Linked DNA regions of Homo sapiens: region 2 is linked to region 1. A link is a contact called in ENCODE Hi-C or POLR2A ChIA-PET data. All regions are on one chromosome and are shown on one strand. Each heading gives the region's core, a stretch centred on a gene start or an enhancer-like site at or near the end of the contact. The rest is flanking DNA. Distances are from core to core; before and after follow the strand shown.

Region 1 (2,817 bases), core at 268-2,767:
GGAGTTTAAGACCAGCCTGGGCAACATAGTGAAACCCATCTCCACTAAAAATACAAAAATCAGCCACGTGTGGTAGTGCACGCCTGTAATCCCAGCTACTCAGGAGGCTGAGACAGGAGAATCACTTGAACACGTGAGGCGGAGGTTGCAGTGAGCCGAGGTCACGCCATTGCACTCCAGCCTGGGCAACAGAGCGAGATTCTGTCTCAAAAACTAAAAAATAATAAAATAATAAAAGGTTTTCCAGTTGCCTTCTGAAATACATCCATGTAGCTAAAATATTAGATATTTTAAAAATTATCTTCTGAAGAACCTCTAAATTAAACTAATTAATTTGGATTATAGAAGTTAATACAATTTACATTTTTAAGTCAATAATCCATGGTGGAATTCTTCTAGTTTCTTTTTCTTTTTTAGGAACACACACTGCTCATTTGGCAGATATGCCATCTAACCAATCTGCTGGATAAGTGGCCACAGATGGTATTTAAATCACATTCCCCACTATCCAAGACTATCAATCTCTGTGACACGAATAATAGATACCAGGAATAAGAATCCCTGCCATTATCTATGCTTTGCATGTATAATATAGTTTTAGAGATGTATGTAAATTAAATTTTCCATCTATTTTGTTCTTTTCTTTTCTTTTTTTTTTTTTTTTTTGAGATGGACTTTCGTTCTTGTTGCCGAGGCTGGAGTGCAGTGGTGTGATCTCAGCTCACTGCAACCCTGCCTCCCGGGTTCAAGCGATTCTCCTGTGTCAGCCTCCCGAGTAGCTGGGATTTCAGGTGCCTGCCACCATGCCCGGCTAATTTTTTGTATTTTTAGTAGAGACGGGGTTTCACCATGTTGGCCAGGTTGGTCTTGAACTCCTGACCTCAGGTGATCTACCTGCCTCGGCCTCCCAAAGTGCTGGGATTACAGGCGTGAGCTACCGCGCCCAGCCAAATTTTCCTTCTACTGTCTTGGAAAAGTCCATCCAAAGTGTAGCATACCTAGAGAGTTATGAGCTTGAAAGAAGCTTGTGAAGAGGGAATGAGGGCTGTCATTCACCCCCAACAAACGCTGACATTAAATGTATAGACCGTGTGCTACCATTCTAACTAAAGGCAAGAATAGCAGAAAGGCAAGAACAACAAATATCTTGGAGGCAGAAGATGAGAGACATTCGAGCTTTGTAATTATCCTCAGTTTAGAAATTGTCAGAGGACTGTCAGCCAAGAGTCCCACCTGGGAATATCCTATACTCATTTTTATGCACAAAACTTTCTGTGATTTTATGAGAATGTAATCATTACTCATTTATAAGGAAGTCAGATTATCTGCAACATTCATTACCTATTCAGAACATAACCAGAAAGCAGAGGGGAAGGGGTTTTGAAAGGTAAACAGCCGTTACAGAGCCCATGTTATTTTCTTCCGTAGGACACGCAGAGCCAAGAGCCTTGCCTCACTGAGACCACACTTTGTGCAATAAACTGATGGGAAGCAGCAAGAGAAACACCGGCCCACGAGACACCCACGCAGCACACAAGCCATGGCTTAGTAAATGACCTCTCAGTTGCTGACCACAGTCTAAGCCCATAGCATGACGAGGCTGCCAAGAAGACAGGTGCAATCTCAGACTGCCACAATGGGGCAGCAGGCAGAGCGTTCCCGAGGGCAACCTGAGCTGGGACTCAGGCTCAGGTGTCACTGTTGTTTTGGTGTTTTTTTTTGTTGTTTTTTTTTTTTGAGAGAGAGTCACACTCTGTTACCCAGGCTGGAGTGCAGTGGTATGATCTCGACTCACTGCAACCTCCACCTCCCGGGTTCAAACGATTCTTCTGCCTCAGCCTCCCGAGTAGCTGGGACTACAGGTACCCGCCACCATGCCTGGCTAATTTTTGTTATCTTTAGTAAAGATAGGGTTTCACCATGTTGGCCAGGCTGGTCTCGAACTCCTTACATGCAGTGATCCACCCACCTCAGCCTCCCACAGTGCTGGTATTACAGGTGTGAGCCACCACACCTGGCCCAGGTGCCACTTTTAAAAGAAATTGGAAGACCGCCACGCAGGAGGACTGATCCGAGGCGAGGCAAAGGTGTCTGGAAAACATCTCTTACAAGCAGTGCTAAGGGACGTGCAAAGCTAGAGAAACAAAAGCTGGGGGTGTGGCGAACAGTGGGCACAAGGGGGGTCTTGGAATATCGGAGAGAGGGCCTGAGATGGCAGGAGTAATAACATCCTTGCCCCCAGCTCCCCCGGCTCCCCCAGCTGCTATGCACTTCAGCCTGCTTCATCTTCCCCCTCCACAGCACTGATTGACGTGACATAAGGTACACTCTCTTGCTGATGTGTTGATGACCTCCTACCCCCAAACAGTATGTAAACTCCATGAGAACTCATATTCTGTCTACTGCTGTGGCCCTGTTGCCTAGGACAATGGCTAGCACCAACTGGGAGTTTAAGTATTTGTGGCAGAAGCTTTGGAATGTATACGACCTATTAGACATTACCTCTTTTGTAAAGAATTTAGTTTATTCTGTGCTACTCAAGAGAGAAGGACTATTACTGCAGGTGAATGCTTATATTAGGGTGGCTAATATAAAGACCTGTGTCACAATGAATTCTAAAAATAGGAGATGAGAGAGGCCTCTTAAGGAAGGGTTTCAGACAGAGGCTGGAGGATTCCACCAGTCAGGGCACAGAAAGGCACCCCAGCTCGACCAAGGATGCTGCTAAACATCATGCCAGGAACAAGACAGGCTCCACAACAAAGAATTACCCACCTACAACGTCAGCAGTGCCAGGGTCAAGAAATCCAGCCAGAG
Region 2 (3,185 bases), core at 213-2,712, 34 kb after region 1:
TCTGTGCAGCCCTGAGTAATGACGGGAAATGGAATACTCTTGATAAGCACTTATTTGTGGGTGTGTTTACTCCCATCTAGTTCCAAAAGGATTCAGGTGACTCAGTCGATGATTATATTTTATAGGGAAACCATCAAGCCACGTGCAGTGGTGTGCACCTGTAGTCACAGCTGCTCGGCAGGCTGAGGTGGAGGATCACTTAAGCCCAGGAGTTTGAGACTGGGCAACAGAGCGAGACCCTGTCTCTCAAAAACATTAAGAAGTGTCAGAATAACACCTTGAAAAACATATATTTTACAAGATAAAATGCTCTAGTTTACAGAAGCATTGAAGGTGGACAGAATCTTTACCTGATTAGTTCCTCAATTAAAACAGCAGTATTAATAGAATTAAAATGTAAAATCTCACAAAGTTTGCTTTAATGTTATGGGTCGACAATGGCCCAGATCTTTAAAGTTCTTTTTGTTTGTTTGTTTTGAAACAGACTCTTGCTCTGGCACCCAGTCTGGAGTGCAGTGGCGTGATCTCAGTTCACTGCAACCTCCGCCTCCTGGATTCAAGCAACTCTCCTGCCTCAGCCTCCCTAGTAGCTGGGATTACAGGCGCCCACCACCACGCCCAGCATTTTTGTATTTTAGTAGAGATGGGGTTTCACCATGTTGGCCAGGCTGGTCTTGAACTCCGGACCTCAAGTGATCCACCCACTTTGGCCTCAAAGTGCTAGGATTACAGGTGTAAGCCACTGCACCTGCTTTAAGATCTTTAAAGTTCTGTCCATGTTAGAACTCAGAATTATTTTAAACACATTCAGATTGAACACAGTCTCCTTTCTCATCAAAATAGCATGGAAGCCAATGAATGGCTATTGCCGGCTTATGGTGACTTTAACTTTACTCTAGAATTAAGATCCTGACCGCTATGCTCCTTTTTGTAATTGAGTGAGAGAACTTTCCAAGAGTTGATTTGTTAATTTTTCCTACTATTAAAAGGCTGAAAGAAGAGGCCATAAAGTTCACAATATAAACATGCCAACAATTCTTGTAAGTTATCCTGATAAGCACTTTTTTATCCTGACCTTTGGAAACCAGCCTGAGAACAAATAGTACACAAAGCAGCAAGATGGGGAAGAACTGTGGATAATGTCCAAGTCACCCTTCCTCCTGTTACTGAAGGTAACAGAAAACAGCCAGGAAACGCACACATGCTTAATTTAATACCTTTATTGTTTACGGTTTCCCACGTACCAGGCATGTTCTGAAAATGTCCAAAGCAACCCAAGGTACAGCTTAAAATATCAGTGCCAAATTTTTATTTAGCCTTGAGGTACAACTGCATAAACTCAGAAATAGCACAGTAAATATGAAGAACACAAAGAAAGTAAACACAACCTAACATATTTAAAGTGAATCATAAACTGAAAACCGGGATGAGTCCAGAGGGGGCTGCCAAGAGACTGCTGCAATAATTTACTAAGGAAGTGACAAAAGCTTGAAACAGATTCTTGGCAGCAAGCAACAAGAGTCGGAGACATTCTAGACAGATCCTCTCTGAATGATGTCCAAGGTCAAAATTAGCCAAATGGTAGGGTATTGCTTGTGACAGAGTTTCTTAAAAGTACCGGCTCATCCCCAAGCAACTAAATCTACTACTGTTTTCTACAATTTGTAACATCTGCACATGTAATGGAACATGAGGAGTTATACAAACCGTAGTGTGTGGGCTACTGGAAATCTTACGTGGATCTATTTTGGGCTACCAAATCCAGAGCTTCCCAATTTGTCTTGTTTCTCAACATTATTTTTAGGAAGGTCACATTATGCATTAACTCTACAAAGAAAACAATTCTAGAACTAAAGGCCAGTTGCAGAATAATCCATAGTTAGAAAACAAAGTATTTTCATGTGACTTCGATGTAATAAGTCAACATTTACTAAGTACCTACCACACATCAGGTAAAGTGCAAGTTGCTGAAGCAGTTTGGAAAGATGAATGATATGGCTGGTGCCCTCCAAGTGTTCAAGATTTAAAAGATGTACTCTTACATCTGCTGAGAAATGCTAAAACTGGTTTCAGTTTCATGATATAACTATCTATTGGTTTTGCCCATCTACGCTATCGGATTTTATGCATTATTCATGCACATTTCAACCAAAATAGCATTAAGGGGAACGCTTAGCAAGAAAGCCTTTCTAGAGCAACTGATCTCAACATGTTTCTCAAAAGGAAAATGAACACACAGTAAGAAAAGTAATGCGTTCTGAACCTACAATATTCAAAGAGCAGGAATTTTCCGTGAAACTGCTCTCAGACTAGTTACTAAAGAAAAACCACCATGAAATTAGTTATTTAACCAGTAATAAGTGTTTCAAAAACAACTCCTTAGAAGATTATGAGAGATTCCTAAAGTCATGTACCTTTAGTTTTCTCTCCTTTAACTAATTTTCATCTGCCCCCTCCCTGGTAGCAGTATCCTATCTCCAACTTTACTGTAAACCCCTTGGGAACAAATGTCATTTTCTAATATCAATACTATCTCATCCCTCCTTCCTCCTTTGCTACCCATCCCTACTCTCCCCTGCAGAATCCAAAGTGGTGAATATAGATGCATAAAATCACCATGCATTCCTGATTATCTTAGGCTCATTATTGAATAACAATATATTTTTAGGGAGGACAGAAACATCAATGACATTTCTTCAACAACCTGCATTCGACAAGCATTTAGAGAACTCTGATTCTGTGCTACGTACTTCAGGGATGTAAACAGATATGGTCCCTATTATATTTTTCTTTCTTTCTTTCTCTCTTTCTCTCTCTCTCTCTTTCTTTCTTTCAGACAGAGTCTCGCTCTGTTGCCCAGGATGGAGTGCAATGGCGCGATCTCGGCTCACTGCAACCTCCGCCTCCCAGGTTCAAGCTATTCTCCTGCCTCAGCCTCCCAAGTAGCTGGGATTACAAGCATGTGCCACCATGCCCGGATAAAGTCTTTTGTATTTTTAGTAGAGGCAGGGTTTCACAATGTTGGCCAGGCTGGTCTCAAAACTCCTGGCCTCAAGTGATCCACTCGCCTTGGCCTCCCAAAGTGCTGGAATTACAGGTGTGAGCCTCTGCGGGGTCCTATTATCTTACAAACAAAACACAAGGAGGCTATAAAAGAGATGTAAACTGAAGGAAACACAAAAAAA

Evidence for each region. A loop is a pair of places that touch in the nucleus more often than their neighbours do. ChIA-PET counts read pairs that join two places held with the same protein, here RNA polymerase II (POLR2A). Pooled maps may share reads with other maps.
Region 2: a map of gastrocnemius medialis shows a loop between it and region 1 (2.0-fold over the local background). The contact joins two enhancer-like sites. A Hi-C loop is called at or near these places in 3 of 168 maps with a recorded cell type or tissue (adrenal gland, endothelial cell of hepatic sinusoid and gastrocnemius medialis), 3 of 37 single-sample maps with no recorded cell type and 4 of 50 pooled maps. POLR2A ChIA-PET finds 5 or more read pairs at or near these places in 5 of 52 experiments (OCI-LY7, Panc1, WTC11 and 2 more).

Annotation. Positions count from the first base shown.
Region 1 is chr18:24,197,139-24,199,955 of GRCh38, forward strand. All of the region lies in intron 17 of OSBPL1A (oxysterol binding protein like 1A), which reads right to left. Among named protein-coding and RNA genes, the nearest start is that of CABYR, 59 kb to the left of the region's middle. RefSeq lists an enhancer at 1-420. Within about 2 kb of position 1,518, at least 3 of the 41 ENCODE cell types and tissues checked have a DNase peak (open chromatin) inside an H3K27ac peak, as active enhancers do; they include gastrocnemius medialis, where a contact is called at or near this core.
Region 2 is chr18:24,230,834-24,234,018 of GRCh38, forward strand. All of the region lies in intron 16 of OSBPL1A (oxysterol binding protein like 1A), which reads right to left. Among named protein-coding and RNA genes, the nearest start is that of MIR320C2, 89 kb to the right of the region's middle. RefSeq lists an enhancer at 2,796-3,185. Within about 2 kb of position 1,463, at least 7 of the 41 ENCODE cell types and tissues checked have a DNase peak (open chromatin) inside an H3K27ac peak, as active enhancers do; they include gastrocnemius medialis, where a contact is called at or near this core.